Regions from separate parts of the Homo sapiens genome. Here region 2 is linked to region 1. Evidence: chromatin loops called from intact Hi-C (ENCODE). Cell type or tissue: PC-3. All regions are shown on one strand. Links, peaks and the distances in the headings refer to the core of each region. The heading gives the core; the rest is flanking DNA.

The links. Peaks named below come from ENCODE experiments on the same cell type or tissue, not always from the same donor. Only the 100,000 strongest peaks of a DNase experiment are listed, where the experiment ranks them.
Region 2: a loop joins it to region 1, with 5 times the contacts of the local background. A loop is called at or near these places in 11 of 110 quality-filtered maps.

Annotation. Positions count from the first base shown.
Region 1 is chr12:27,648,817-27,654,616 of GRCh38, reverse strand. PPFIBP1 (PPFIB scaffold protein 1) reads right to left here. Exons shown (of 30, transcript NM_003622.4): 7 at 4,476-4,607. Among named protein-coding and RNA genes, the nearest start is that of REP15, 45 kb to the left of the region's middle. In PC-3, for the core only: a CTCF peak has its summit at 2,252 (motif pointing right); a DNase peak (open chromatin) is centred at 2,266; H3K27ac peaks cover 778 bases.
Region 2 is chr12:27,701,086-27,706,885 of GRCh38, reverse strand. It overlaps MRPS35-DT (MRPS35 divergent transcript), which reads left to right. Exons shown (of 5, transcript XR_001749448.2): 2 at 1,962-2,148; 3 at 3,266-3,425. It also overlaps the pseudogene HMGB1P49. Among named protein-coding and RNA genes, the nearest start is that of MRPS35-DT, 6.8 kb to the left of the region's middle. RefSeq lists an enhancer at 1,387-1,898. In PC-3, for the core only: CTCF peaks have their summits at 1,377, 1,577, 2,830 and 3,034; a DNase peak (open chromatin) is centred at 3,025.

The DNA of each region.
Region 1 (5,800 bases), core at 234-5,233:
TTAAAGTTGTATGAATCAGATGAGACAAATGGAAATAAATGTACCTCCTTAAGAACGAAGGCATCTTTCCATTTAAAACATTCCTTTAAATCCCCAATGCGTCTGCCCTAAAGTGATGGGCTTATGAAAATAAAAGGTGAGTATAATTTTGATTAAGAAAGGTAGTGTAATATCTATTATTTGTCAGATATTTCTATCCTAAAAATGACTCTATGCTATTTCACAGAGTGCTATTTCTATTCTATTTCATAGAATGCTATTTCATATTTTAAATATACCACATTCTTTAGTAAAGCCATTTACCTTTTGAACCTTCTCAATGATACATGGCTATTTTAAAAAATTTGTAATTTCTTCCTTTGTCCACAAAAATATGGATTGCTCGTCAACCCAATATGGGAGAATGAAATGAAAATTAAATCCTTTAAGCCATGAATCCTTAAGATTCCTGAAACAGCCAGGGAAATGTTTTATTTTTATTAAGTGAATAACAGGAACATGAGAATAGTCAAATCAGTTTTAATTTTGAGGACTATTTTAATTATCGTCATATATAACATCACAAAGTTTCTCAACTATTCTCTATTCTCTGGGTATGTGCATACATTTTAGCAATAGTGTTGAATTTTTATTAGGAGATTATCAGGGATTGAGTTTACTGTAAGTTTAATGACAATTTTCAACTGGAAAGTGGATGAGGGCCCTGCAGTTCACCTAATTTTATCATTAGAAAATGAAAGAGAAACCAATCCTAGTGTTTATATGACACAACACAATTCTGCACCTTTTCTACTGCCACTTTATTTTAGTGCTACTTTTTAAAGGACCAATTTGCTCACAAAACTTGTCCAAGAGCCCAGAGAGTAGGAAAGGAAATTAGAGTGTTAAGCAATATTAACTCCTCCAAAAGAGACACTCAAATACCCTGCATGGGAGATGACTTATTTTACTACAAGCCACAAAGATCCCTACAATGGTTACTATATTTTTGCTTCTCTCTCCCTCTCCTTTTTTTTTTTTTTTTTTTTTTAAGATGGAGTCTCACTCTGTCACCCAGGCTGGAGTGCAGTGCCGCCATCTCAGCTCACCGCGACCTTCGCCTCCAGGGTTCAAGTGATTCTCTTGCATCAGCCTCCCCAGTAGATGGGATTACAGGCACCCACCACCATGCCCAGATAATTTTTGTATTTTTAGTAGAGACGGGGGTTTTACCATGTTGACCTGGCTGGTCTTGAACTCCTGACCTCAAGTGACCCGCCCTCCTCGGACTCCCTAAGTGTTGGGATTACAGATGTGAGCCACTGTGCCCGGCCAGCTTCTCTCTTTTTACAAAGACATGCATGTATTCCTGCATCACAAATTCATAGACTACAGGACAAAATTATCCACGAATGCCAAAAATTACAAGTAGAACAATGCTATATGAAATAAAACTTTGTAAATAGAAATTATTTTAAGCTTCCAAGTGTAATGATTCAAGTTCACAAAGGCTAAGAGAAGGGATGCTACAATAAAATAACACTTCCCAGTAAACCCTTAGGCTTTTAAATTGTGGTCTCTTATAAAATGGGGCAAAATATTACCTATCATAGTTATACAATTACACCTTAATAATGGCACAATATTTCACTTAGATGATATCTATTTTCTTCTTATGAATTAGGTCATGAACTGTTTGACATTATTCAGCAACATATTTGTGATTCCTCAACTAACAGGTCAGAATTCAAGTCTAAAGAAAAAAATCAGCTTTTCCCAGTTATCTAAGCTAATCATCCTTGCATAATATGAGTCCTTAGTGATATTCATCAATATGATCTTTCTAAATATATATTTTCCTACTTTCTCATTGCTAAGAAATACCATTGAATTCTTATCTGCTATTGTATTTTACAGCTTCCTTTCTTCTTTGCTCGTGCAAAGAAGAAACCACTGAAAAAAATGGAATTGTAAACTGGGATAATTTATCTGTTTTAACAAAAAACTACTCAACTATATTTCATGGCAATACTTTAAATATGGTCTAAATTTCCAACCTGAAATAAATCACATCTTCCCCTGACAACACAAGCTGGAAAATCTGGAAATGGCTCCCTAATGTAAAACTTTAAAAAACAGAATACAAACTATTTCAATCAATTTCTTATCAGAAGTTCAGTCCTTTTAAAAAAGAAAATTCCTGTTCCCTTTCTCTTTTCCCTTTCAGAGAATTCAGGGCTCCTGCAGGAACTCAGTCTCTGACATGTATGCTCTTACCACAAGGGGGCACTGTTGAATGATGCTAATCATCTCCCATTAGCAATTCCAGGGACAAGTCCTGAATCTTCCAAAGTTTAAAGACTTGTACCCTCAGTCCTTTGGAAATGCCTATACTTCTTCCCCATGCCAATATTTTCTTGGAAATTAATATCCAAATATAAATCTAAAATTCTAAGAGAAAGTTAAATATTATGGATTCATGAAACACCCAGAAAAATATTTTTATTAAGGGGACGATAACAAGAACATGAGAATATTCAAGTTAGTTTAATGTTGAAGATTATTTTAATTATTTTCATATGTAACATCACAAAGTTTACCACATATGCTCTAATCTCCGGGTCTGTGCATACGTTTTAGAAATAACACTGAATTTTTATTAGATTATCAGGGATTGAGTGTACAGGAAGTTTGATGACAAGATCACTTTGTATGTGATTGAGAGTGCATGAGTGAAACAATGAAAAAGTGGGGAAAAGAGATTTGATTAAAAAAAGCAGCCAAACTCAAGGGATATAAATATTACCCTAGGCGCTTACAACAATAAGTAACACATCTACTGCAATTTAGCCCCAACATTTGGTTAACATCTCATATACAAATTAAGTTAACAACAGGTGAATATTTCCCCTTGACTTTGTGGACGCAATGTAGAAGACCACCTCTATCCATATCTACCATCAATTCTTCCCTGCAGCAGAGCTAGCTCCACTGCCATGTTGCCCATCTGTTGACTGAGTTTTACTATTACTTTACCCTGCGACTATGGGGTTAGGACCTGACAAAAAGAGGGGAAAGAGGAAAATATCAAAGAGATTTTTAGAGAAAATACAAAACCAAGAATTTTAAATTGGGTAACTTTCTAAGTCCTGTTTTAAGAGCCCCAGCTTCTATCAAATGAGAAACATGCTCACACAGGCAACTGACAAAGAGTTTTAAAATTAAAACATGGCTGGGCATGGTGACTCATGCCTGTAACCTCAGTGCTTTTGGGAGGCCAAAATGGGAGAATTGCTTGAGGCCAGGAGTTCCATACTAGCCTGGGCAACACAGTAAGATCCTATCTCTTAAAAAAAAAAAAAAAGATTAAAACATGAACCAAATGAAAGACTTCCTTTTGCTATGGAGGAAGCAAGACATATACCAAGACTTTCCACTGTAATTGAATCTTTGACAGAAAATTTAATTTTGAAAATAGCAGTGGAGTAAAACTTGTTATTTCCAATATAAAGAACTTTCCTATGGTGGATAATGTATGTAATGCCTGGTATCATGCTGGCTTATAGTCAGCGTGAAATACATGATTGAAATAAAAACAGAAGGGAAAAATAAGTAAACCATTTTCTCTCCTCTCTCCTTGGTACCCATTTTCTAATCCAGCATGACACCCTTCCATACTCCAACCAAGGAAACAAAATAGGAAGCAAAAAGGAGGGGAGATGGCTCTCAGAGAAAAGAAATTTCTGCAACTCTTTATACTTCATTTCAAATGTATGTTTCAAATGGATATGCTCTCTGTCTCCATCAAAAACCAACAGAGAGGTTAAGAACTTGCCAAATGTCACAAAGCAAACAAACTAGGAGGCCTGAATTAACAAAATAGAACAAACAATAAAGCTTGTTAAGCCACTAAAATGGATACTTCAAGTTACAGAATGTACCCTGATTTTTGTAGAAGTACAGTGAGTCTTATTTAATTGGAATGATTTACATGTGGAACAGACCAAAAGTAGAATGCCAAATTAAAAGACCTCAAAAAAGCTCTGTCTGTGATTTTGTGAGTATAGAATGTTAGCATGTTTTCTATACAGATTTTCAAAATCCAATTACATAGTAAATAATCAGTGTGCCTAAATAATAACTACTAGTGAAACCATGTATTTAAGCCCATTATTTACAAAATTAAGAAAAACAGTATGGATGGACGGATGCTCCAAATATCGTAAAGTCAAAAGTATTTCTAAAGGTTAATAAAAAGATTAATACTTCATATCAAAAGTCTAAAAATAAAAATTGCCATTAGCATCTAGTGATAAAAAGTCAATGCAATGAAAGATTATTCTTAAAATGAAGTAGGATGATGGTACGTAGTAATTAACTGCCTTCCTTGCACACCTCCAGGGAATTTCAACTTTGCCCTAGGAATGTATGTGTGTCAGAGACAAAGACAGAGTGACAGAGAGAGAGAGAGAGGGAGGAGAGACTGTATCACTCACCTCTGTGTCTCTGAACTTATCTTCATAATCCAATCTGTCCTTCTCTACAGCTGTCAGTTTCAACTTCAAGTTAGATATTTCAGCCATCAGATCCAACTTCTGAGTTTCTAAGGATGTCCTACTTAGAAGCTCCTATTATAATTTAACAGATACATTCAAGAAGTCTTTTATTATAAACAGGCACGTGAATTTACCTCATTTATGATCGCACAAAGCAGCACCTATCAAGTAGAGGATATAGTGAAGTATAATTACTGAATCTACACACTTTTAAAAAATTATTCACTTGAGGCTGGGCACAGTGGCTCATGCCTGTAATCCCAGCACTTTGGGAGGCCGAGGCAGGCAGATCGCTTGAGGTCAGGAATTTGAGAACCAGCCTGGACAGTATGGTGAAACCCTGTCTCTACTAAAAATACAAAAATTTGCCGGGCATAGTGGCGGGTGCCTGTAACCCCAGCTACTTGAGAGGCTGAGGCAGGAGAATTACTTGAACCCAGGAGGCGGAGGTTACAGGGAGCGGAGATCGCACCATTGCACTCCAGCCTGGGCAACAGACAGAGATTCCATCTCAAAAATAAAATAAAATAAAATAAAAAAGAACTATTCACTTTAGTTACCCTCCTTTGAACAGAAATAAGCACATGTCAGTTTACTGAGGGAGACATATGTTGTGTAGATACACATGCATAAACCATATATATACTTCAGTCTGATGATAACATTGATGATGGTGATACTATGTTTGCTATGTGCCAGGCACCGGTTGTAACAAATACTATTTCAATCCTCACAAAAAACTTATCAGGTAGAAATTCTTATTATCCTTAATCAAAAGATGAGGAAACATAGTAACAGAGAGGTTAGGAACTGGCCTAATGTCATACAGGGAAAAAGAAAAAATAAAAACACAGCAGGAATGGAAACCTACGAGGTTTTGCTCAAGTGCATACTCCATCCATGACCTTACAGAGCCTCTCCTATATGTTAGATATTTTCTTTTCTACTTGTGTGGCTACATAGTAGGAATATACATTTATGGGGTATATGTTTTGATACAGGCATGCAATGTGTAATAATCACATCATGGAAAACGGGGTCTCCATCTTCTCAAGCATTTATCCTTTGTGTTACAAACTATCCAGTTATATTCTTATTTCCAAATGTATAATTAAATTATTATTGGCTATAGTCACCCTGACGTGCTACTAAATACTAGGCCTTATTCATGGAAACTATTATTTTGTACCCCTTCGCCATCCTCCACCTCTCCCTTCATCCCCACTACCCTACCCAGCCTATGGTAACCACCCCTCTACTCTCTA
Region 2 (5,800 bases), core at 287-5,286, 52 kb before region 1:
CCTGTGTAGAACAATTTTAAATATTAAGCTGTCTTACAATTGGTTTTTATTATATTTAAACCTGAATTAATTCAATAAAAGCTACTTTTTAATTTTTTATCTTTATGGATACATAGGAAGTATATATATTTATGGGGTATATGATATATATTGATACAGACATAAAATGTATCATAATCACATCAGGGTAAATGGGGTATCCATCACCTCAAGCGTTTATCCTTTGTATTAAAAAGCTACTTTTAATCAAAACTAACTTCTTTTTTTTTTTTTCTCTTTTTTGAGAAGGAGTCTTGCTCTGTCACCCAGGCTGGAGTGCAGTTGCACAATCTCAGCTCACTGCAACCTCCACCTCCGGGGTCCAAGTCGTTCTCCTGCCTCAGCCTCCCAAGTAGCTGAGATTACAGGCATGTGCCACCATGCCCAACTAATTTTTGTGTTTTTGGTAGAGACAGGGTTTCACCATGTTGGCCAGGCTGGTCTTGAACTCCTGACCTCAAGTGATCCGCCCGCCTCGGCCTCCCAAAGTGCTAGGATTATAGGCGGGAACCACCACACCCGGCCTTCAAAACTAACTTGCTTTATAGTAGGTGAACAAAGTATGTCTATTCACAAGTATGGTAGACAATATGCAAATATAAGGAATAGGTATAGAGACCTTGCAACCTAAATGTTCATCAAAACAGTATGGGTTAAATCTATTATGGTGTATTCATATAATGCAGAGTACTACTAATAGAGGCAGGTGGCAGAGAAATCCTAGGCAGACAGAGGTGGGTCTCCGGTGAAACCCGACCTTCAAGCCAAAAACAGTGTGAAGCCCATGGACCAGAGTGAGAACTTCTATTCCTGTTTGCCCACTCTCTCCCTATTGGTTCTTTCTGAATAATGTATTTTAACCAATCAAATGTTGCCTTTTCCAGTATTACCTACAGTCCACCCCACCGCCATCCTGTGCCTGTAAAGACCCCAGACTCAGTTGGTAGAGGTGGGAGATGGCCTGACTTCAGGGAAGAGACCTCCTGACCTCAGGGGAAGATGAACAGCCCTTCCCATCCCATCTCCAGCTCCCCTCTCGGCTGAGAGCTTTTTCATCGCTCAATAAAATTCTCTGCCCTCACTATCGTTCAATTATCAAGGGTGACCTAATTTTTCTTGGATGCTGGACAAGAGCTTGAGATCCAAGTGTGGGTACCCAGAAAGGCTGTCACACTGACCCTTTGCCCTGGTCAGCAGAGGACAGCCACCCCATGTGAGGGGGCCAGGGGCCAACCGGGCTGCTAACATGCTGCCATCCATCGGGCTGTGGATGGCAGAACTAAAAAAGCTCATCAGCACACTACCACCCCCTCTGGGGCTTTGGGGTCTCAGGCATCCTTGCCTGGGTGCCACTGCATTCCCCTCAAGGCGACACCACTGGTCTGGCTGCGGGCTCTGCACAAAGCTTTCTCCTGCGGTGGCGAAGTGGCAGGCTGGACCCTGGACTCACTCACTCATGTGCTCCCTCCCACAAGGGGCTGAGTGTGGTGGGCCTAGTAGACAGAGCGCCCCTGCTGGGAGTCCAGCAAAGGAGCCGAGAAAAATCCTGCATCACTACTTAAGATACCTGGGCCCCAATCCTGGTTAAACATTAGAATAACCTCAGAAGATTTAAAAAAAAAATTATCTGGACTCCCTCTGAGATGCTGATTAATTGGTCTAGATGTGTTTGGAGCACTAGGGTTTTGTTTTGTTTTTTGTTTAAGTTCTTCAAGTGAATCTAATATTGAGGCAAGATGGAAAACCACTGGTGTCAGCCTTAACAAGGATGAGGTGGATATAAATCTATTAGCATAGAAAATTGTCCACAATATATTGTTAAGTTTTTTTAAAATGCAGGTTATAAGGCATTTATGGATTATGTAATCTCATTTGTGTATTATATTTTTATTTTTATTTTTTTGCAATGCAAATTCTGGAAGGGTCAACAGCAAATTTGAGGCAGTGGATATGAGGATAGAGGAGACACTCCTGAAGACTTCACTTTCTCCATTTCTGTACTTGAATTTTTACACCAAGCATACAGCTTGAAAAAATTAAATGAGTATGCAGTATTTTAAAAATCAACAAAAGCTTCACATTTTAATTTTCACTTGAAAAAAAAACATGGTGAGTCTGATTTATGGCTTTCAGCTGTTTATAACATGAATACTTACAATTTATACTAGGTTCTCTGAAATTTTCGTAAGCTTACACTTCAGTATATAAAATATTTTCACAAGCTTTGTCTTCTTTGAGTTACGGTCATGTGCCACATAAAGACGTTTCAGTCAACCACTGTGCATATATGATGGTGGTCCCATAAGACTATAATGGAGCTGAAACACTCCTATTCCCTAGTGACATTGTGGCTATTGTGACATCATAGCACAATTACTTTATTGTTTTATAAATGTATCACAGCCTAAGTGAACAGTGTTTGTGAAGTCTACAGTAGCATACAGTAATGTCCTAGGCCTTCACATTCACTCACCACTCACTGATTCACCCAGAGCAACTTCCAGTCCTGCAAGCCCCATTTGTTGTAAGTGCCCCATATAAGTGTACTATGTTTTACCTTTTATACCTTATTTTTACTGTACCTTTTTTTGTGTTTAGATATGTTTAAATACACAAATATTTACCATTGTGTTCCAGTTGCCTACAGTATTGGTAAAGTAACATGCTGTACAGGCTTGTAGCCTAGGAGCTATGCCACATAGCCTAGGTGTGTAGTTGGCTGTACTGTCTAGGTCTGTGTAAGTACACTTTCTTATGTTCACAAAACAATGAAATTGCCTAACAATGCATTTCTCAGAACATATCCCCATTAAGCAATGCATGATTGTAGTTGAAGTCATTCCCATTTTACAAATAAGGAAGCAAAAAGTTAAGCCACTTGACTCTGCTCTTATGAGCATTGAAACTCAAATCCGCATCTGATTCCAAGTTGCATGTTCTTTACATCACCTCCTTCTTGAGAGTGTACTCCACACAGCATTCCTGCAGACAGGGGTCGCTATACACCGAGGAAACATTAATTGACTGAGGACTATAACCTCCCAGAAGCATTGAACATGGGAACCGTTATTACTTAACACTTTAAAAGATGCCACCTGGGCTTATTCATGCCCAGTTTACTGAAGGCAAAGGGCTAAAATGCTTTTTTAATTTAAAAAATTGTATTTGCTTAGAAGTATTCAGAATGTCAACAAAACAGCTGCAACTTCTTTTTTTTCAATTACAGAGTGGTACTCAGCAGAACAACAACTATATCGTATAAGCTGCATCAGAGACAAATGAAGATGAAAAAACTATCCTCCTATATAACTAATCTGTGCTGTGCCCCAACAAAGCCTGCTTTAAATTTCCGTGCCAATTACAACCCCCATTCTGTATCAGGCAAGGTTAGTGTCTATTAAAAATATCACCAGGACAGGGCTATCTTAAGAGACATTTTGTAATCTGTTAATTGTACAAAAAGACACTGTAATGTTTTTTGTTTGTTTCTGTTTTTGTTTTGTTTTGTTGTTGTTGTTGTTTTGAGATGGAGTCTCGCTCTGCCGCCCAGGCTGGAGTGCGGTGGCGCAATCTTGGCTCACTGCAAGCTCTGCCTCCCGGGTTCATGCCATTCTCCTGCCTCAGCCTCCCAAGTAGCTGGGACTACAGGCACCCGCCACCATGCCTGGCTAATTTTTTTGTATTTTTAGTAGAGACGGGGTTTCACCGTGTTAGCCAGGATGGTCTCGATCTCTTGACCTCATGATCCACCCACCTTGGCCTCCCAAAGTCCTGGGATTACAGGTGTGAGCCACCGCGCCCAGCTGACACTGTAATGCTTAAAAACAAATCTTACACAGCCTTACATTTCAATTTTTTTTTCTTTAAAAGGAGTGAGTTGTATACAGGGGTTGTTAAATTCTTTATAGACAAGAGAAAGACTGCTACAACCAACTCGTTTATCATCATCTTCTTCTTCTCCTTCCTCCTCATCCTCCTCTTCTTTTTTTCTTTTTTTTTCAGCCTTGGCAATTCCCTTTGTTGCTGCATGAGGCTTTCCTTTAGCTCAGTCTGCTACAATATCCTTTTCATATTTGTCCTTCAGCTTCGCAGCCTTCTTTTCATAAGGCTGCTTGTCATCTGCAACAGTGTCATTCCACCTCTCTCCCAGTTTCTTTGCAAAATCACCAATGTATAGGCCGGGATATTTTCCTTTGACTCAGGGGCAATACTCAGAACACAAGAAAAAAGCCAAAGGAGGCCTCTTGGGCTTTTTTTTTTTTTTTGCCTCTCTTTCTGGAGGGATATAGGTTTTCATTTCTCTTTCATAATGGGTCTTTTGCCTGAGTTTGCCAAGTCTTCAAATTTTCCTTTATAGCAGACCCGGTCCTTTACCTCTCTGGCACTTTTTGGAACAATCTGAGAAGAGGACAGAAGCATCTGGGTGCTGTTTCTTGTGCTCCTTCTGACAAGTATGCATAAAGAATGCGTATAATGACATTTTTGCCTCTTGGGATCTCCTTTGCCCATGTTGAGTTACTTTTTCCTCAGTGAGGCACCCAGTCATGCAGTGCCCACCTGGCAATCACATACCCTGGCACTGTTTCTCTAAAATGCTTTTCTCCATCTTCTGATTTCTTTGGATAAAGGAAAGTCAAAGACAAATTTATTTCTGTCCTTGCATATATTCTTATTATTCAAGACATTTGGAAATACAGCATCTAATTGTTACATGTTTCAAACCCCACATCCAATCATCAGCAAATGCTGTACACTTTACTTTCAACTACATTCTAAATCTGACCTCTTCATACCTCCTCTTGTACGAGTGTGGTCCAGGCCACCTTTTTCTCTCATCTGGGTGACTACAGCTTCCTAGCTGCTTACCTGGGTTCTGCTTCTCTTCTTTTTCTTCTACCATCAAGTCTCCCCCCAGTAATCAAGTGAGGGTTTGTTTGTTTATTTGAGACAGAGTCTTGCTCTGTCACCCAGGCTGGAGTGCAGAGGCACGATCTCGGCTCACTGCAACCTCCGCCTCCTGGGTTCAAGCGATTCTCCTGCCTCAGTCTCCTGAGTAGCTGAAATTACAAGCATGTGCCATCATGCCAGGCTAATTTTTATGTTTTTAGTAGAGACGGGGTTTCACCATGTTGGCCAGGCTGGTCTTGAATTCCTGGCCTCAAGTGATTCACCCACCTTGGCCTCCCAAAGTGCTGGGATTACAGGTGTGAGCCACCATGCCTGGCTTCAAGTGAGGCTTTTAACGTACAGGTCAGTCAAGACATTTCTCTCCCCCATCACTCAGAATAGTTGAGTCCTTACTTCAGCTTACAAGTTTGACCAGCTTGATGAGTTTGCTGGCTACTTCTGCAAACTCATCTCCCACCTCTCGCCTCCAGCTCACTCTGCTCCGTCCACGTCAGCCTCCTTTGCTATCCACATTCACATCTACTCCCATTCCAGGTCCTTTGCATTTGCAGTTCTTTGTGCCTAGAACACCCTTTCCCAAATGTCTGCACTGATGCTCAGTGTCTTCCTTCAGATTTCTAGCTAATTGCCCCCTCCTCGCTGAGGCCTTCCTTCACCACCCAATATAAAATAGCACCTCCTAACATTCTTTATTCCCTGATCATGCTTTTTCTTTACATTACTCATGATGTAATTTAAAATTGATTATTGTTTGAGACAGGGTCTCACTGTTGCCCAGGCTGGAGTGCAGTGGCTGGTTCTGGGCTCACTGTAACCTCCTCCTCCTGGGCTCAAGCGATCTTCCCACCTCAGC